2 separate regions of the Mus musculus genome follow, and region 2 is linked to region 1. A link is a loop called in an ENCODE intact Hi-C map of the cell type or tissue named here. Cell type or tissue: gastrocnemius. All regions are shown on one strand. Each heading gives the region's core, and the rest is flanking DNA. Links, peaks and the distances in the headings are about the cores only.

Region 1 (5,384 bases), core at 143-5,142:
TGATAAGTTATTGACTGTGCAGTCTTGTCTCAGTAGGTGGCCACTGCTGCTGTGGGTTCATGTGTGTAGCAAGACATACCCAGAAGGCAGTGTCACATGGCATACCTTCCTTCCTCTCCTCTGGCTCTTACGTTCTTCTTGCCCCTTCTTACTAGATTTCCTTGAGCCTTGGATGAGGTAAATATATGGGGGGGGGGCAGTAAAGAAACTGTCATCATGCCTGCTCTATGACAATGTGACAGGGAAAGACAGTTTCCTCCATTTTGTTTCTTGCTGAGGCCATTTCAGGTTTAACTAGAATTTAATCTCTGTAATGAATAATTTAGTGGAAAATTACCGAACTCTATTCTAGGGCCTGAAGCCAAGATGCCCTAATTTACCCTAGCTTCTGTTAAAGCTGCCTGTTTGTTCAGATCTACTTCCAGCTAACTGCTTATCTTAGCTTCTGTTCAGCAACTTGCTTTTGCAAAGCACCCCCTGTAGCTGCCAAGTGAGATGCCAAGAAATGCTCCGAATACATGGGGCTACACTAGAGCAGGATACCTGAGTATAGTCTCTGCTGGAATAAAGACTTTCAATTGGCTACAAACTGTCACTGAGTGGTCATTCCTAGTGGGACCCCATAACAATATGGTTATGATTTTTATTGTAGGAGAGAGAGAGAGAGAGAGAGAGAGAGAGAGAGAGAGAGAGAGAACAGCCAGAAGAGTCCAGAGCAGAGAGAGGAAGAAGCAGACTGCACATGCCCAGAGCTATCTGTGACAGGAGGAAGACTAACTAGAGATAGGGAATAGCGTATAGCAAGAGAACTTATGATATAGAAAAATAGGTAGATAGATGATAGATAGATAGATAGATAGATAGATAGATAGATAGATAGATAGATAGATATAGGTGATAGATTAGATAGGTGATAGATAGATAGATAGATAGATAGATAGATAGATAGATAGAGGTGATATATTAGGTGATAGAGATAGATAGATAGATAGATAGATAGATAGATGGATGGATGGATGGATGGATAGATAGATAGATAGATAGATAGATAGATAGATAGATAGATAGATAGATGATAGAATAGCAAGAGCAGAGAATAGTGAGACTAGGGTGTTATAGGAATGATAAGTAGTGGGTAGATGAGATGGGGGGGGGGCTGTGAGCTTCAGGGAGTTTAGGGGAGGGAGGAGACCAGAAAGGCTAGGATGCTGGTGTGGACTTGGAAATGTATCACAGGCACTGGTGATGCTGAGGGAGCCTGGAGGTCAGCATGGACTATGATAGGCACCACGGTCACCATGTGTCCCTTCTGCCAGAGGAAAGGGAGATCACGATTTCTGGCACATGGGAGCCAGTTTCACAGGTTCTCGAGGAATGCTAGCTTTTATCTAACTGCCAGAAATCCTCCCATAGTCCAGGCTGAGTCCATTTCTGGATACATTAAGGACTGCCTTTTGGAGTTCGGGGAACTGGAGTTTCCTTTGTCCTGTACAGGACCAAGCATGTCCCAGCCACTTATTCTCAGCACTTTGACTAGTGTGCATCTCTGTACTGACCTTGTCCACAGCAAACAGAAGACTCCCTGCAGCACTGAGAGCAGCAACCACAGGAGAAGCCAGTTTGGGGTTGTGACATGGCTTAGTGGATAAAGACAAACTTGATGGCCTGAATTCATGTTAAAAAAAAAATTAACATAGGGCTGGCGTTATAGCGAGGGTAGAGAACTTGCCTTCCGCATGTAAGGCTGTGTATTCCACCCTCAGCACTGAGACAACAACAGTGAAAATGTAGTTGTGTGTGGTGTCACACACCTTTAACCCTAGCACTCTGTGGGCAGAGGCCAGCCTGGGCTACATTAGGGAGTTTTGGGCTATCCAAGGCTACACAGTGAGACTGTCTCAACAACAACAAAGATGCGTAAGAAGCCTGTCTGGCTACACCTTTCTGAGATTGGTTGGGAAGCTTCTCACCAGGTTCAACCCTTTAAGCCAAACGCTCCCAAGTCAGTAGCCGCTGTAAGCATGGCTTCAGAGCTCCCATGTTCACTCCTTCGTTAAAAATTTCCTAGGGAAGTTGTGTGCAACCCATGCCTCCCAGCTCTTTCCTCCTTTATACAAGCTCGTTTGTCCTTGAGACAGTTGCAGGGCATTTCAAGGCATTTGCCCACACAAGGAAACAGCTGTTGTGATCACTGTGCAGAGCCTAGGGGGCATTCCTCCTAAGAGGCCATTACTGTATAGTCATTGTCAAGTTGGAACTCGGGGTGGCAACGATTAAATTTTTAACTTCGTGATCTGAGGATCCTGATTTGATAACAGGCTGCACAGTACGTATGCTTACTCTCTCCTCTCTGGCGGCTGAGGTTTGGTCTCTGAGGTATGAGGGCACTGTCACTACTGAGACTACTGTCCCTGCATAGAAGACTTGTAAATGGTGACAAACCACTCAACTCATTTTACATATAATTCCTTTCAAAGAATTCCTTTGTTCTTGTTGGAAATTAAACACTTCCCAAAACAAGTACATTAAAATGCGAATCTGGAGACGCTTTTAGAGAAGAAGAGACTGAAAAACGTCATGTCCGATTAGCTGCCAGTGGAGCCCCCGTTGGTCAATAATTCCTCAGAAGAGCCCAGTATGTTCTCCTCTTCTTATTCTTATTTATAAATTCAATTTAGGACTATGAGGAGACAGACTGCATCTCCTGTTTCACTGTCTAATTTACTTACTTCTCTAGGATAAATGACATGTCGGAAGGGCTGCTGTTCAGAATCCCAGGGCCCTAGAATTAAAAAAAAAAAAAGCCTTTGAATGTCTCACAAATGCCAGATCTGGTTAGCTTCTGCAATGTCATCCACGGCATTTGAAATATCCTGTGCTCTTGTTCCTGCTCAATGGGAAGACAGCTCTATCTTAAATCTGACGACTGTTTCCTGGCCTTACTCTTCTGCAGCGTGCAAGTTCATCTGTGTGCTTCCATGCTTCAGTAACAGGATGATGTTCAGATAAAAATCTGGTCCATGTACAAATCAATCAAAGATCTGTAATGCAAGCTTTTCAAAGCATTGTAGGAAAGAATAGAAATGTCTGCCAAGGGACAGTCACAGTGCTGGCACCGTTGTTGGGTATTAGGGAACCGTTCTGTTGAGATTCCAGACAGTTTCCTTCAGGCAAAGGAGGAATTTGAAAGCTAGAAAATCAGAGTCACTTGCTAAGGCCTCTAGCCGGTAAATGTCAGTTCCCCATGGCCCCTTGCCTCACACACAGCCTCAGCTGAACTCCAATGCAGCCATTTGAGAGCAGCTTGATATTATAAAGTATGGCCAGCAGATCGCATCTTATGGATTCAATATACCTCTGATAAATTTTCTATTAAAAAAAAAAAATCAATGGTTGCACCAAGACAGTAGGATTTCCATGACTATGAGAAGAACCTGGGCAACCTAGTAAGACCTTGTGTCATGAAAGCAAACAAACAGATAGACCCCCCCCCCAAAAAAAGCAAAATCCAGGATGGGGAATTCACAGGAAGAGTGAATACCTAATATGTTTGTTATAAAAAGAAACCCCAGGCAGTCATGATGCTGTGTAATCCTCTACTTTATCAGTATGTGCCCGATGCAGAAATACAGGAGTTAACAAACAGATGTGGCTGGGGAGATGGCTTGGTAGTTAAGAGCACTGACTGCTCTCCCAGAAGTGCTGAGTTCAATTCTCAGCAACCACATGGTGGTTCACATCCACCTGTAATGGGATCTGATGCCCTCTTCTGGTGTCTGAAGACAGCAACAATATACTCACATACATAAAACAAATCTTTAAAAAACAACAAAAACCAAACAGATGTGCTCTCCCCACACTCTTAGAAGCGGGTTCCAAACCAAGCCCTGTAGGCACTGTAATTTCCCAAATATGCACAGCTATAATAGTAACAGCAAATAAACACAAAAAGGAGAAAAACAATCTCTTTCTTTCTTTCTTTCTTTTAACTCATGACTGGAATGATTATATAATAATGTTCAGACTATTTCCTTTAGTTTTATGGTCTTTCACCTACTTATCAAACAACCTTTGAAACCCAATAGAAATGACACATTCTATGGAGCCTTCACGTCCTCCTACAACTAAGACAAAAGTACTCATAGCTCTTACCTTTCTCTTCTCATGTTTTGTAATATCTATCTATCTATCTATCTATCTATCTATCTATCTATCTATCTATCTATTTTCATCATCATTTACCATCTAACTCTATTATATGTCTATGTCTATCATCCATCCGTCTGTCTTTCTACCCATGTATCTGTCCATCTGTCTGTTTACCCATCTATCTATCTATCTATCTATCTATCTATCTATCTATCTATCTATCTATCTATCTATCTATCTATCATCTATCTATCTATCATCTATCTATCTATCTACCTATCTATCTCTAATCTATCTACAATATACCTATCATCTATCTATCTAACGTTCCTGACCTTGAGTTTACAGTAGGAAAACACCTCTATATATCTGTACTGCTGAGTCAGTATCTCATTCCACTGCATCATCCAAGTTGGTCTGGAACTCTTGATCCATTTGGCCCAGCCTCTTGAGTGTACTGATTTCAGGCATACGTGATAACACACCAGGATATAATCTTTGAACTAAGGCCAGGGAATTAGCCAGGAATGCATGCTTCGAGGAGACGGGAGAAGAGATGGCAGCAAGCTGCAGCTTGGTTTTTAGAGAGACGCTAGGGAAAGGAACTGTGAACAGGGAGAATTAGGAGCCCAGGATGCCTCTCTGTGAACTATACCACACCTCAAAATGGTTCTCACTCTACAAAAACAAAACCAAAAAAACACAAGTGCCATTCATTATACCTGCATTGCAAAAATTTCACATGACCTGAATATTAATTAAACACCAGAGGGAACAAACTCTCCTGTTCCCCTAGGTGGGGACAATCAGAACAGTGTGTCAGCTGCTTCCCGTTAATTCTGTATTTTCTGTATTTGTTCACTTCGTACTCATCACACGTCAAGTGGTGGTAAAAATTCTATTAGGAAACTCTCCAGTGCCCCAGATAGACTGTGGATGTTACATAATGAATGGAAGTTCACGCTCTTTCTATCTTGAGAGGCTTTTTGTTTCAGCAGAGCTCACGTCTTACTGATGACAGAGTAATTATGAGTAGAATCTCTGTGGCAGGTTTCTAGAACAGTGCGTCCAGAGGGGGATGTTTTGAAACTTCTGGTAGAACTTGCTAACAATGTATCACCTTGCTGCTGCTGCTGCTGCCCAGTCCCTGGGGAGGGAGCAGAGGCATTCCACCTGGAACCCACAGCCAGCGCAGAGGAAGGCATCTCTGCCTGAGGCATTGTGGGCATTAAACA
Region 2 (5,384 bases), core at 330-5,329, 78 kb before region 1:
AGTATGAAGGTAAAACCTGGATTGTGTTAAAGACCCCAAGAGATTGGAGATCCCAGTATCTTGAGATACCTGTCAAGGAAAGTTGCAGACTGGGTGTAGAACCAGTTCAGGGAGGGGAGGGGAGGAATGTGTTGCAGTCAACAAAGCTAAAAGAAACTAGAGGCCTACAGAGCACTTTTGACATAAGACATGGAGATGGAGAATCTGGAGTTTGCCCAGCTGATTTTCAGGTTTACTCTGGTCCAGTATTTCCTCACCATGCTTTTTGAATAGTACTATGTATTCTGTGACATTGTATGTTGGAAGTAGGTGATCTGCTTTTAGATTAGATCTTACAGGGGATTACAGTTAAGAGTTTGCCATGAGTATTAAAAGAGACTTCGAGCTTTTAAACAGTGTTAAAACTATGATGACCTATGGGGACTTATGAAGTTGGACTGAATGCATATTTGCCTTATGAGATGGCTACAAGTCTGTGAGGGCCAGACAGTGGAACATGGTGGCTTGAATGAGAAGATTCCCCCACAAGCTCATATAGTTGAATGCTTAGTCACAGAAATAGAACAGTGACCAAGACAGGCAGTAAGCAGTGGTCCAATAAAGCCCTTTGAAAAGGATAGTGTACTACCATACCAGCCTGGATAGGAAGCTGAGGCCGTGCACCTGTAATTCCAGCTACTCGGGGAGGCGAGGCAGACACTCTTAAACTCAGCAGTCCAGGGCCAACTGCTCTCACATCCTGAGACTGCACACACGTGCATATACACTTCTAGTTAAAGGAAGCTGGATGTGCAGCTCAGCAGCAGAGCACTAGCCTGTGACTCACATATGGAAGAGAAGGCGCTGGAAGTTTCTGGCTAATAATCGGAACTAATTCTTTCTCTGGGGTGAAATCTCTCAATTTAGAAAGGGTTAACCAGCCAGGCAGTGGTGGCACACGCCTTTCATTCCAGAACTTGGAAGGCAGAGACAGGTGGATTTCTGAGTTCGATGCCAGCCTGGTCTACAGAGGGAGTTCCAGAACAATCAGGGCTATACAGAGAAACCCTGTCTCAAAAAAAAAAAAAAGAAAGGAAGGAAGGAAGGAGAAAGAAAGAAAGAAAGAGAGAGAGAGAGAGAGAAAGACGGGGCCTAGCAAACACAGAAGTGGATGCTCACAGTCAACTATTGGATGGATCACAGGGCCCCCAATGGAGGAGCTAGAGAAAGTATCCAAGGAGCTAAAGAGATCTGCAACCCTATCGGTGGAACAACATTATGAACTAACCAGTACCCCAGAGCTCTTGACTCTAGCTGCATCAAAAGATGACCTAGTCGGCCATCACTGGAAAGAGGCCCATTGGTCGGGCAAACTTTATATGCCCCAGTACAGGGGATCGCCAGAGCCAAAAAATGGGAATGGGTGGGTAGGGGAGTGGGGGGGGGGGGACTTTTGGGATAGCATTGGAAATGTAATTGAAGAAAATACGTAATAATAAAAAGAAAGAAAGAAAGAAAGAAAGAAAGAAAGAAAGAAAGAAAGAAAGAAAGAAAGAAAGAAAGGGTTAAGCAAAATACTACTCTAAGTATAGCTAAAAGCACATAAGTTGTAAGAAAGTGTGTAGAGCTATTAACCCAGATCCAGGTAAGGCCCAGGGAATTGAGTCCTGTTTCTGCCCTTCCCACTGAGACAAGTGCAGAAGCCAGATCCTGAAAGTCCTTCTGATGGGCACGCACTCAGGTAAGAGCCCAGGACTCTCCCATGCCATGGCACGTGCTAACGTATCCCTCATACTTTTTACTGTGTCCCAAAGGACTGGGCAATACAGTTTGACTTCCCTGAAAGCAGACACTGAGCAAAGGATTTGGGTATAAATAGTTCATTTAGAAAGTGGTTGCCGCCGGACTTGGTGGCTCATGCCTTTAATCCCAGCACTTGGGAGGCAGAGGCAAGCGGATTTCTGAGTTCAAGGCCAGCCTGGTCTACAAAGTGAGTTCCAGGACAGCCAGGGCTACACAGAGAAACCCTGTCTCAAAACAAAACAAAACAAAACAAACAAACAAAAAAAAGTGGTTGCACTTTTTTTTTTCTGGTACAGCACCAATAAGAGCCCTTGAAGGGAAAACTTGTCAATAAACTAGAACTCCTGGGGGCTGAAGAGATGTCTCCAAAGTTAAGAGCACTGTCTGTTCTTCCAGAGGTCCTGAGTTTTGGTCCCAGCACCTACATGGTGGCCAACAGCTGACTAAAATATCTGATGCCCTCTTCCAGTGTGCCTATGTACTTGCAGATAAAATAAATAAATTAAAAAAAAAAAAAAAAAAGAACCTCTGTCCTGGGTAGAGACCTAACATCCTAGTTGGGGGGGTCAATCACCTAGCCAAAAGACATAGGTAGAATAATTATTCCTTTTAAATGAGATGTGTACTTCTCTTTCCCAGAATTCCTGTCCCACTTGCAGTCCTACAAGCTGTCATGGGCTTACCATGAGGTTTGTTGAGTCCTAACTCAGAAAGGCACAGTCCTGCCTGATGCTTTGGGCTTCCTTACTCTTTCTTTAAACTCCCCTCCCTGTCATGTGGCTGATGGTCTACTCTGTGTCAGGTATACATGGTAGTAACTCAAATAGCATGGTTCATTTTATTCTTCCTCATTCTCCTCCAGGTAGCTGCCAAGACTGACACCTTGCCTGCCTGTGAGTTTATTTTATTTTATTATTTCTAAAATAGGGTTTCTTCTGTATGTTGTCCTGGACTCACTTTGTAGACAAGGCTGTACTCAAACTCACAAGAGACCCACCTGCCTCTGCTTCCTGAGTGCTTGAAGTCTTGGACCAAGAATGAGACCAAGAATCCCAGGAGATGACCCTGGCTTCCCTGGTATCAGTACCAGTTGGAATACAGAAATAAGATCAAAAAGGGAGAACACTCAGGAGGTAGGTGGCCACCTATTTTAGCTTCTTGGAGCACTGAAATGTAGTCCTACTTGGAACTCTCTAGGAAACTGTGGGCCAGAGCCCACAGTTAACCTGAGGAGGGATGGAGATGGAACACTTAGCCATCCACTCTAAGTCTGAGTGCTAAGCTCTTCTCCAAGACTGTTAGTCTGCCAGCATACAGTGCCTTTTATAACTGTAGGCAAATCTCACTTCTACAGCCAAAGAATAGCCTCAAGAACTTCAAGAATATATACATAATTTGGCAATTTACAATGAAAAATAAGAAAAATAGTAAAGAATAATAAAGGCATTTTTGAATGGAGCAGGGAATGATACAAACCTATAATCCTAGCACTGGGGAAAATGAGACACAGTAGGGTTTTCAGGCTGGCTTGACCACATAGCAAGCCCTAGACCAGTGTAGACTATACAGAGATACCCTGTCCCCACATTAATAAAAGTAGTAATAAAGGACTGCAGGGATTGATCTGCAGTTGAGAGCACATGAGAGAACATACTGTTCTTCCAGAGGATGTGTGTTTGGTTCCCAGCATGCATGTCGGCAGCTTCACAACGTCCTATAGCTCTTCCAGGAAACTCCAAAATTCTCCTCTGGTCCCAGAGGGTTCCTGCATATGTGCCATAGACACACACACAGAGATAAAAATAAAATAATTTTTTAAAAAGTGTTCATTCTTCAGGTAAAAGGAAAATGCTTCCCAGTGTAAGCTCAGAGACACCAAGAAATCAAGAATGACTGGGTGTGGTTACACATGCCTTCAGTTCAAGTCCATCCTGGTCTACATAGCAAGTTCCAGACCAGCCATAGTAACAATGAAACCTTGTGTAAATAAAAGCAAGGAGCCTGGCAGAGTGGTATATACCCCTTGTCTCAGCCCCTACAGATGCTAAGATCCCTCAAGCTCAGGAAGTTCAGAGACAGCCGTAGAAACCCCACCTCTACAATAAAAAAGAGAAGACAGCAGTGAGAAAAAATGTAGGTCTATGAATGTAGACTGAAAAAGTAATGGGGCTCAGGCTTCACAGTAGCCCAGGCATAGAGCAGTCTGCCCGTTATGTGGGAGACCTTAGAGTAGATCGCCAACATTTACAGGGACGGTCAAGGCTGTAATCACAAATACTGATGAAGCCAAGCAGGAAGATAGCAAGTTCAAGGCTTGTCTGGGCTGTGGAATAAATTCAAAGCCATGATTGGCACCTTAGTGAGGCTCTTTCTCAAGATAAAAGATAAAAAGACTTAGAGTCAATCCCCAGGAAGTGGGAAAGGACACTAGTCAACATGACGAAATGACGTGAAAGGTAGGTCTTAAAGTGATGTGTGTGTTTTAAGACAGGGTCTCAGACAGGTGGTAGTGAGTGGCTCACACCCAGGACTTGGAAGGTAAAAGCTGGAGAGTCTTTTGAGTTTGAGGCCAGCCTAGACTACAAAAAGAAGGAAGGAAGGCAGATGGTCTCATGTAGCCCTGACTAGCCTCAAACTTGCTATGTAGTAGAGAATGATTGAACCCCTGATCCTCCCTCCTGTCTCTGCCTCCTTCCCTGGGATTATAGGTATTCAATGCCAGCAAAGGGGTTTTTTGCTTTCCTTTTTTTGTTTGTTTGAGACAAGGTTTCTCTGTATAGCCCTGGCTGTGCTGAAACTCGATCTATAGACCAGGCTGGCCTCAAACTCAGAGATCCGCCTGCCTCTGGCTCCTGAATGCTGGGACTAAAGGCTTGAACCACCAGCCCAGGTTTATATGAATCTAGGACATGAACCTCAGGCTCCATGTTAAGCAAGCCATTCCATCCCTAGCCCCGAGTCCTATGATCATTAATGGAAACTTTCTACAAAAAAAGTTTCATGAAGACAAAATTGCACTGTCAAATATTAACCAACAGGAAAGATATTATATGTCAATCTTGCATAAATTCTTTAGGTAAATGGGGAGGGAAAAATTAAACACCTTCACTTCATGAGACTAGCAATGTGCCCGTGTTCTAAAAATCTGGCAGTGTCATTAGAAGAAAAAAATTGCATTAACGTGAGTGTAAAACTCATCAGCAAATATGAGCAAAACTAATACACCAGTAAATGTTGATGATCTTAGTCCATAAATACAGGATAGATGATTTGAACTCTGAAAATTTAACCAATGTAAATTACCACATTCACACAGTAAAGGAGAATAACCATTCAACATAGGAAACAAAAGCCAGCTGCACGATTGTAACAACATTCATGAGAAAGACTCTTAGAACAATGAATGAAAGGGAGCCTCCTTAATTGCTCAAGGGTATTTATGAAAACCTTTTAAGAGACAGGGGTGGTGCCACTCATTGGCACTAGAGCTAACACAGGAGTGTCTCTTGAGAGCAGCTTGAGCAAGGGGGGGGGGGGGTGTAATATGTATATGTATGCTATATGTATGCATATGCCTGCATTGTTGCACCTGTGTCCGAGCA

What was found. Peaks named below come from ENCODE experiments on the same cell type or tissue, not always from the same donor. Only the 100,000 strongest peaks of a DNase experiment are listed, where the experiment ranks them.
Region 2: a loop joins it to region 1, with 1.8 times the contacts of the local background. A loop is called at or near these places in 2 of 42 quality-filtered maps.

What each region holds. Positions count from the first base shown.
Region 1 is chr15:38,160,970-38,166,353 of GRCm38, forward strand. No RefSeq gene overlaps it. Among named protein-coding and RNA genes, the nearest start is that of Gm35081, 20 kb to the left of the region's middle. In gastrocnemius, for the core only: no CTCF peak of the experiment used is centred there; a DNase peak (open chromatin) is centred at 3,106.
Region 2 is chr15:38,082,325-38,087,708 of GRCm38, forward strand. No RefSeq gene overlaps it. Among named protein-coding and RNA genes, the nearest start is that of Ubr5, 6.2 kb to the left of the region's middle. In gastrocnemius, for the core only: no CTCF peak of the experiment used is centred there; no DNase peak of the experiment used is centred there.